Linked DNA regions of Homo sapiens: region 2 is linked to region 1. Evidence: chromatin contacts called from ENCODE Hi-C or POLR2A ChIA-PET data. All regions are on one chromosome and are shown on one strand. The core of a region is the stretch at or near the end of the contact, and the rest is flanking DNA. Distances in the headings are between cores, read along the strand shown. Region 1 has its middle 100 kb from the start of JCAD. Region 2 has its middle 180 kb from the start of SVIL.

Region 1 (3,345 bases), core at 591-3,090:
TTTGCTGGAAGTTTTGAAAATGGAATGGGAAGTCTCTCAGATTCACGGGTCCAGCCAAGCGATCGGCATATGGTCCAGTCTTCATCTGCTGCAGCCGAGACGGGACGGGGCCTCTTCTCCCAGATAGCTGAGCGCTCAGCTGCAAGAACCCAAGAACCCAGATGTGTGTCCGTATGTAATTGATGATATAATAGAACGCGCGCTCTGGCTGCAGGGGAAATGTGATACGGTGTCAATCACCCTGCCAGAGAGAAAATGAAAGTGAGGTCCAAAATTTGAAAATGATGACTTCGCTTTTGTTGGTTAAAGTCATCATCAGGTAAGGGATCCTTCCCATATCCCAAACCCTCTGAATGAGAAGGAGGAGAGCATTCTATTCTATACAGGGGCCTTGAACACTAGAGAAGAGGGAAGGAACTCACGGTTGATGGGGTACCCAGGCCAGACACATTGCTGGTGAATCCTGACTTAACTACCCCAGCAAGCCGATAGTACAGACCTTGTTTGACAAACTGGGAGACTGAGCGTCTTCATCTGCCAGGGAGGCTATAATGGAATGTCATAGACTAGGTGGCTTATTAACAACAGAAATTTATTTCTCGCAGTTCTGGAGGCTGGAATCCTGAGATCAGGGTGTCAGTGTGGCGGATTCTGGTGAGGGCCTCTTCCTGGTTGATAGACAGCCGTTTTCTTGCTGTATCTTCACATGGCAGAAGGGGCCAGGGAGTACTCTGGGGCCACTTTTATAAGGGCACTAAACCCATTCATGAAGGCCCCACCCACATGACCTAATCACCTCCCCCAGGTCCCACCTCCAAATACCATCATACTGTGGGGTAGGATTCAACATATGAATTTTGAGGAAACACAAACATTCAGTCTATAGCACTGAGAGTCGGAGAATTCAAGTTGTGTGGAGACACACAAGAAACATGTGATGCATACGGAATTCTAATCTGAATCTTTTAAATCCAGGGCCCCTTTCCAACACCACAAGGTCGAAGCAAGATGGGGAGGACTGGGGCCCCAAAGTGCTGAGAAAAGAGGCTTTGGGGAGGCCCCAGTGAGAGCACAGAGGTGCTGAGAGGGAAGCGAAGCAGAATGGGTGGAGCCCGCATGGTCTGACAGGCAGGCAGGTGCTGTGGCATCAGGCTAGAAAGCAGAATCTTAGGCTTTTTGAGTGAATTGTGTAACCGCATCATAAAATGTGAATGCATTCTTTCTGATATGACAACATGAATATTATGATAGCCAGAGATGGTCTTATCTGTCTCCTTTTTCCTCCCAAGGTGTAATCTAAGCAAGGCTTAGCACATAGTAGCTGCTCAGTAAACATTTGTGCATGTCTTTATTGAGTCTAGAATAACCATCACCTTTTCCTTTGCTCTCAATACTATTTCGCCTTCTTCATTTCCATGTGTTTACTGAGAAAAAGTTGTGTCCAAATGCACAGCTCATTTTATACTAAAAGCACCTAGGCAGACGATGTCACTGGCAAAAGTCTAAATCCCTTATTTGAGTGTGCTGCTTCTAAGAATTGTCTCTAGGGTGCTTCCAGAAAGGACTCAAAAGCCATCCAAACTGTGTGGGTTGCACAATCAAAGAGTGCTCGTTCTTTCGCTGATCTTTTCCCCTTGCAAATACCTTGGGCTGTGTTCACCTCCTGCAAGATGGATTACTGAGCCCGAGGAATTAGTTGGCAAATACCACCAACTGGTTTTGACAACTGTTTTTCACAAAGTGAGAGAGAATTTTCCTTTTTGAAAGGCTGAAGGCAGGAGACATTCCCCTGAGACCAGGTCTTGGGCCCCTGCCAGGCTGCCATGGGCCATTGCCCTGCGGCTTTCAGAGTGGCTGAACCCTGCCTGACCCTGGCCTCCCTAGGGGACTGTGACCCTGGCAGGACACCAAGCAACAATACCAGCCTTCCCTGAGAGTGATGAGACTAAAAGGGCCAGGCAAATAAGGCAACAAGAGAGGGCAGGTCTTAGCATCAGAGGTGGGAACAAAGGGGCCCAGGTGTGGCAAAGATGAAGAGCAATCGGTCCCTAGGATACAACTCCTGCAGTGTCATCCCAGAGGTTCCCAGGCATTCAAAAGAGAAGTTTCCAATTTGAACAAAATATTTTCCTATTATTCAACAAGCCCAGGTATTCGCGTGTAGATCAAACCTAAGCGCCTGCGCATTTCCAGTCTTAATATCTGCTGGAAGGGATGGCAGGCCTTGCCCTGTTCTGTGCTAGGGGGAGTTTTCAGTGGGCCCTTTCCCCGAAGCTGTGAGACAGGGAAGGCAGGAAGCCCAAGAGGAGGAGTGAATGGAGCCCTAATAAAGGCAGACTGGAGAAAAGAGGTTTCGCTGCTACAATATACTGCACTTTCTGCATAGGGTGAAAAACAGGAACCGTGGTGAGCAGGCTGGCAGCAGAGCCTTCATTAAAGCAGTCAGCCACTGAGTGTCTTCCAAGCCTCAGGCCTGTGTGAGATGCTGTGAGGGAGACCAAAAGCGTAAGATGGGACTATTTCAGCCTCTAAAGAGGGACACCAAAATGCTAGCAATGATTGTATTTGGATAGAAGAATTCTAGATGATTTCTTTTCTTCTTTCTTTGTCTCTATTTTTGGTTTATCCTCATTTTAATAATGTTCTATAATAAATATAAACGACTATATTACTAAAAGTTACTTAAACTATTATTTTGTAACTGTTTTCAAATTGAAAATCTTTTGTTTGCTTGTTTAAGATATGATGCCTGTAATTCCAGTGCTTTGGGAGGCCGAAGGGGGAGGATCAGTTGAGGCCAAGAGTTTGAGACCAGCCTGGGTACATAGTAAGACCCGATTCTCTACAAAATTTTTTAAAACTTAGCTGGGCATGGTGGCACACACCTGTAGTCCCAGCTACTTGGGAAGTTGAGGCGAGAGGATTGCTTAAGCCTAGGAGGTCTAGGCTGCAGTGAGCTATGATCATGCCACTGCACCCCAGCCAGGACAACAGAGCCAGATCCTGTCTCTTGAAAAAAAAAATCCCTGCCCAGAGGAGCATAGTTGGAAACTGTTGAGGAAGACAGCACTGCCATTTAGACAACTAGAGTAAGCCATGTGAGTCCATGCGTGGCCATGTTCCAAGGTGTGTGGCACACAGCCTGCATTTCAGGAGTTTAGAGAAGACGGGGCAAAGGATGGTCGTAGTGTGGTTATCTGAGAAGACTTCCCAGAACAAAATGTCTCCTATGGGCCACTCCCTTTCACAATCACCATTGTCCTTTTTTCCAATGCCTGGGTTAGTGTATAAACCACAGTAGATGTTTGATAAGGCCCTGTCCCGTTGGAATGGAATTTGACCAGA
Region 2 (3,345 bases), core at 509-3,008, 150 kb after region 1:
AAAGCCCTGGAAGGCAAGTGGTTGGATGCACCTATGATCGCTAATTCTTTTATTTATTTATTTATTTATTTATTTATTTATTTATTTATTTATTTTTGAGATGGAGCCTCACTCTGTCACCTAGGCTAGAGTGCAGTGGCACGATCTTGGCTCACTGCAACCTCTACCTCCTGGGTTCAAGCAATTCTTATGCCTCAGCCTCCCAAGTAGCTGAGATTACATGCGAATGCCACGACACTCGGCTAATTTTTGTATTTTTAGTAGAGATGGGGTTTCACCATATTGGCCAGGCTGGTCTCGAATTCCTGACCTCAGGTGATCCGCCCACCTCGGCCTCCCAAAGTGCTGGGATTACAGGCGTGAGTCACTGCGCCCGGCCCTATGACCACTAATTCTTAATGCTGCCTCCAGTCCAGGTGAGGGGCTGCTAACAAGCTCAATGAAGTCAGCAGAAAGCAAGCTATGAAGGGCTGAGTTGCTGCTGGGCCTCATGACCTCACCCCACCTGATGCTCTGGGGGTGTTGGAAGCAAGCCTCAGTCTCTCCTTCCTTTCATGTTTCCCTGGGCCCCTGAGACCTACCAAGAGCTTGGATAATAGATGTCAATGGCAATTTGAGCATTTGCGATGCAAGACGATTGTGAAGGCTGCCACGGCTAGAACTTACCTCTTGCAGGAGGACAAAGGTAGGGCAAAAAGTCTAACTGTGAAGTCTCCTGACAGCTGTTTTTCTCAAGATTTTCATACCTTCTTCTTATCAGTTCAGGAGTGGAGGCTTTTTGCCGGCTGAATGTGCATCTTCTGCTTTCAAAACAAAAACCCTTTCCCAGTAATCTTCAAAAGTATTATATTCCCGACTGGACAAAGGAGGGGATGGGGCCTCTCCCTAAAGAGACCCCCAAGGCCTGGCGTGGTGGCTCATGCCTGTAATCCCAGCGCTTTGGGAAGCCAAGGTGGGTGGATCACCTGAGGTCAAGAGTTTGAGACCAGCCTGACCAATATGATGAAACTCCGTCTCTACTAAAAAAAATTAAAAAATATAAAAATAAAAAAATTAGCTGGGCGTGGTGTCATGTGCCTATAATTCCAGCTACTCAGGAGGCTGAGACAGGAGAACCGCTTGAACCCAGGAGGCAGAGGTTGCAGTGAGCTGAGATCGCACCATTGCACTCCAGCCTGGGCAACGAGAGAAAAAAATTCCGTCTCAAAAAACAAACAAAACAAAAAAAGATACCCCCGAGGTAAGGTCTGTGCCACCCTGGCTATCATTGCTATCTCTGCAGTGACTTCAGCTCTGACATTTGACCAGTTATAACCTATTCCACCCTGCCAGTGCTCACATTTGGGCATTTATTTTGATGAAGGGGGACCCAGAAGGGAAGGAGAAAAGAGACAGATACAGGTCGCAGAAACAAAACTGCTCGAGTGATGCTCGAAATTCATCCTACCCCCACCCAGGGAACTTTTCTAGGTGCTGTTTTCTCCCTAGGTTTCCACACATCCCTCCCCACCTCTGTGGCATCATGATCACACACACACACACTGCTTGCAAGTCAGCACGCCCTGAATGTGCTTATCTTCAAAGCCATCTCAGACTTGTTTTTGCACCCTCAGAAGATAGATGGTTGTGGCAGGTGTAAAATGACATCAGCAGCACAGTCATTCAGGGAGGCTCCCAGCCAACTTTCTGTCTGTTTAAAATATCAGGGCTTGGCCTGAACACAGGATTTTGGAGCAAAGTATGTTGTAAAGCCCACCTGAGTAAACTCACAGAGATTCTCACTGTTTGTCTCTTCTGCACGTCAACCAGGGGTTTTATTTCCCCACGTTTCTTCTCCTGGGAACATCAGAACTCTGGGTTCCTTTGAATTGTCTGTGAAATCCTGCAGCAGTAAGTTAGCTGAACCTTGAAAAGAAGTAGACAAAACTCTAACCTTGTATGGTCTTAAGCAAGAGGAATGACTTGCAGAACACTGAGCAGTGACAGCCCGTATAAAAATTATTTTGTTGGCAGAGACTCAAACAAACTGTGCAGTCAACCACATGGTTTACAAAGGAAAGATCTGCTAATTGAACAGCATTGCTCAGCACATGGACGACAGCCCAGAGCTTAAATTTAGCTAGATGCTCAATCCTCAGTCTACACTAGTACCCAGCTGCATAGTGGAGGATTCTTTCCATCCCAATGGGAAGATGAGGAGAAAAAGAGATGAAAGTTGCGTGAAAGGTAATCTGCTGTGCTGAGTGAGGGTCTGAACGGTGAAATCAAACCTTCATCTTCCCTTACCCATCTAGAAAGTCCATGTCGCATCTCAGAAGAGCTCTGCTTCCCTGGATTCCTAGTATTCATTGATTCAAAAACTCCATTGGCAATTGGTTTATTGACATTTATAGTTTGTACGGATTTCTTCTTGCTCACATTCAGGGGAACTTGGCGTGAACATTTCCTGGTTCATTCATTGAACCAGTTCATCTGTCTTTCCAAAGGGCAGGAGATTGAAGTCACAGACATCAGGGGACCTGTCTGTGGTGTCTGTCCCCACATTGATGGTGTGGGTGTTCTCAGCTGATCTTAGCCAGGGGATCCCCTCCTCTCTCTCTGCTGAGAATCCTTCTAGAAGCTGTGTTCTCCTCTAAGAGGGTGACATTCCCAGAGAAAAGGGGACAGTCTTTCAGGGCTGACATCCACATTTTGATCCTTGCCCATGAGTCTCACTGCTCCTTGGCCTCTGTGCCCTGTGAGCTTGCACTCCCACATCTCTCTTTGACTAGCTCGTGCCTTGGTTTACATCTCACTGCATCTGTCAGTTCTCAGACTCACAGCTGTGTTAGGGAAATACTAAGAATAAAATCATTTACACATTTGGAATGCAAGAGGCTTTATAAGGGGACCACAGAACCTCATTCATTCCAGATCTTTGGGATGAAGTGGAGACAGCCACCATGTAGGAGGCTTTGGAGTGGAGTTGTAGACATAGGTGTCACCTTTCAGGTCAATGCTGATGCACATAAAGAGACACGTACTTCATATTTTAAAATATAATCAACAGGCCTAGTAGAAGCAATCAGGGCTCTTGGAAGGAATGACTGCTTTCAAGTCTAGGAAAAAAAATACAAGAGGAGCTGAGACATCTTGTTGGGCCGTGAAGCAAGGAAGCCACTGGAGACTGACGGGTCGTGTGAAACCGACACAGACACCAACATGAAAGGACCCCCATGGGTCAAAGAAGAAACACTGTAAACATGAAAAGGATTGTGAATGCAGTTGACTGAAACACACTGAGGACATAAAAACCATGAGTTCATCATTGTATTAGTCTCTTCTTACATTGCTATCAGGAAATAC

The links. Hi-C counts contacts between places; a loop is a spot of excess contacts on that map. ChIA-PET counts read pairs that join two places held with the same protein, here RNA polymerase II (POLR2A). Pooled maps may share reads with other maps.
Region 2: a map of PC-9 shows a loop between it and region 1 (10-fold over the local background). The contact joins two enhancer-like sites. A Hi-C loop is called at or near these places in 9 of 168 maps with a recorded cell type or tissue (IMR-90, PC-9, ascending aorta and 5 more), 1 of 37 single-sample maps with no recorded cell type and 11 of 50 pooled maps. POLR2A ChIA-PET finds 5 or more read pairs at or near these places in 2 of 52 experiments (MCF 10A and PC-9).

Annotation. Positions count from the first base shown.
Region 1 is chr10:29,956,511-29,959,855 of GRCh38, reverse strand. No RefSeq gene overlaps it. Among named protein-coding and RNA genes, the nearest start is that of JCAD, 100 kb to the left of the region's middle. Within about 2 kb of position 1,840, at least 11 of the 41 ENCODE cell types and tissues checked have a DNase peak (open chromatin) inside an H3K27ac peak, as active enhancers do; they include PC-9, ascending aorta, gastrocnemius medialis and 2 more, where a contact is called at or near this core.
Region 2 is chr10:29,810,569-29,813,913 of GRCh38, reverse strand. No RefSeq gene overlaps it. Among named protein-coding and RNA genes, the nearest start is that of SVIL, 180 kb to the right of the region's middle. Within about 2 kb of position 1,758, at least 20 of the 41 ENCODE cell types and tissues checked have a DNase peak (open chromatin) inside an H3K27ac peak, as active enhancers do; they include PC-9, ascending aorta, gastrocnemius medialis and 2 more, where a contact is called at or near this core.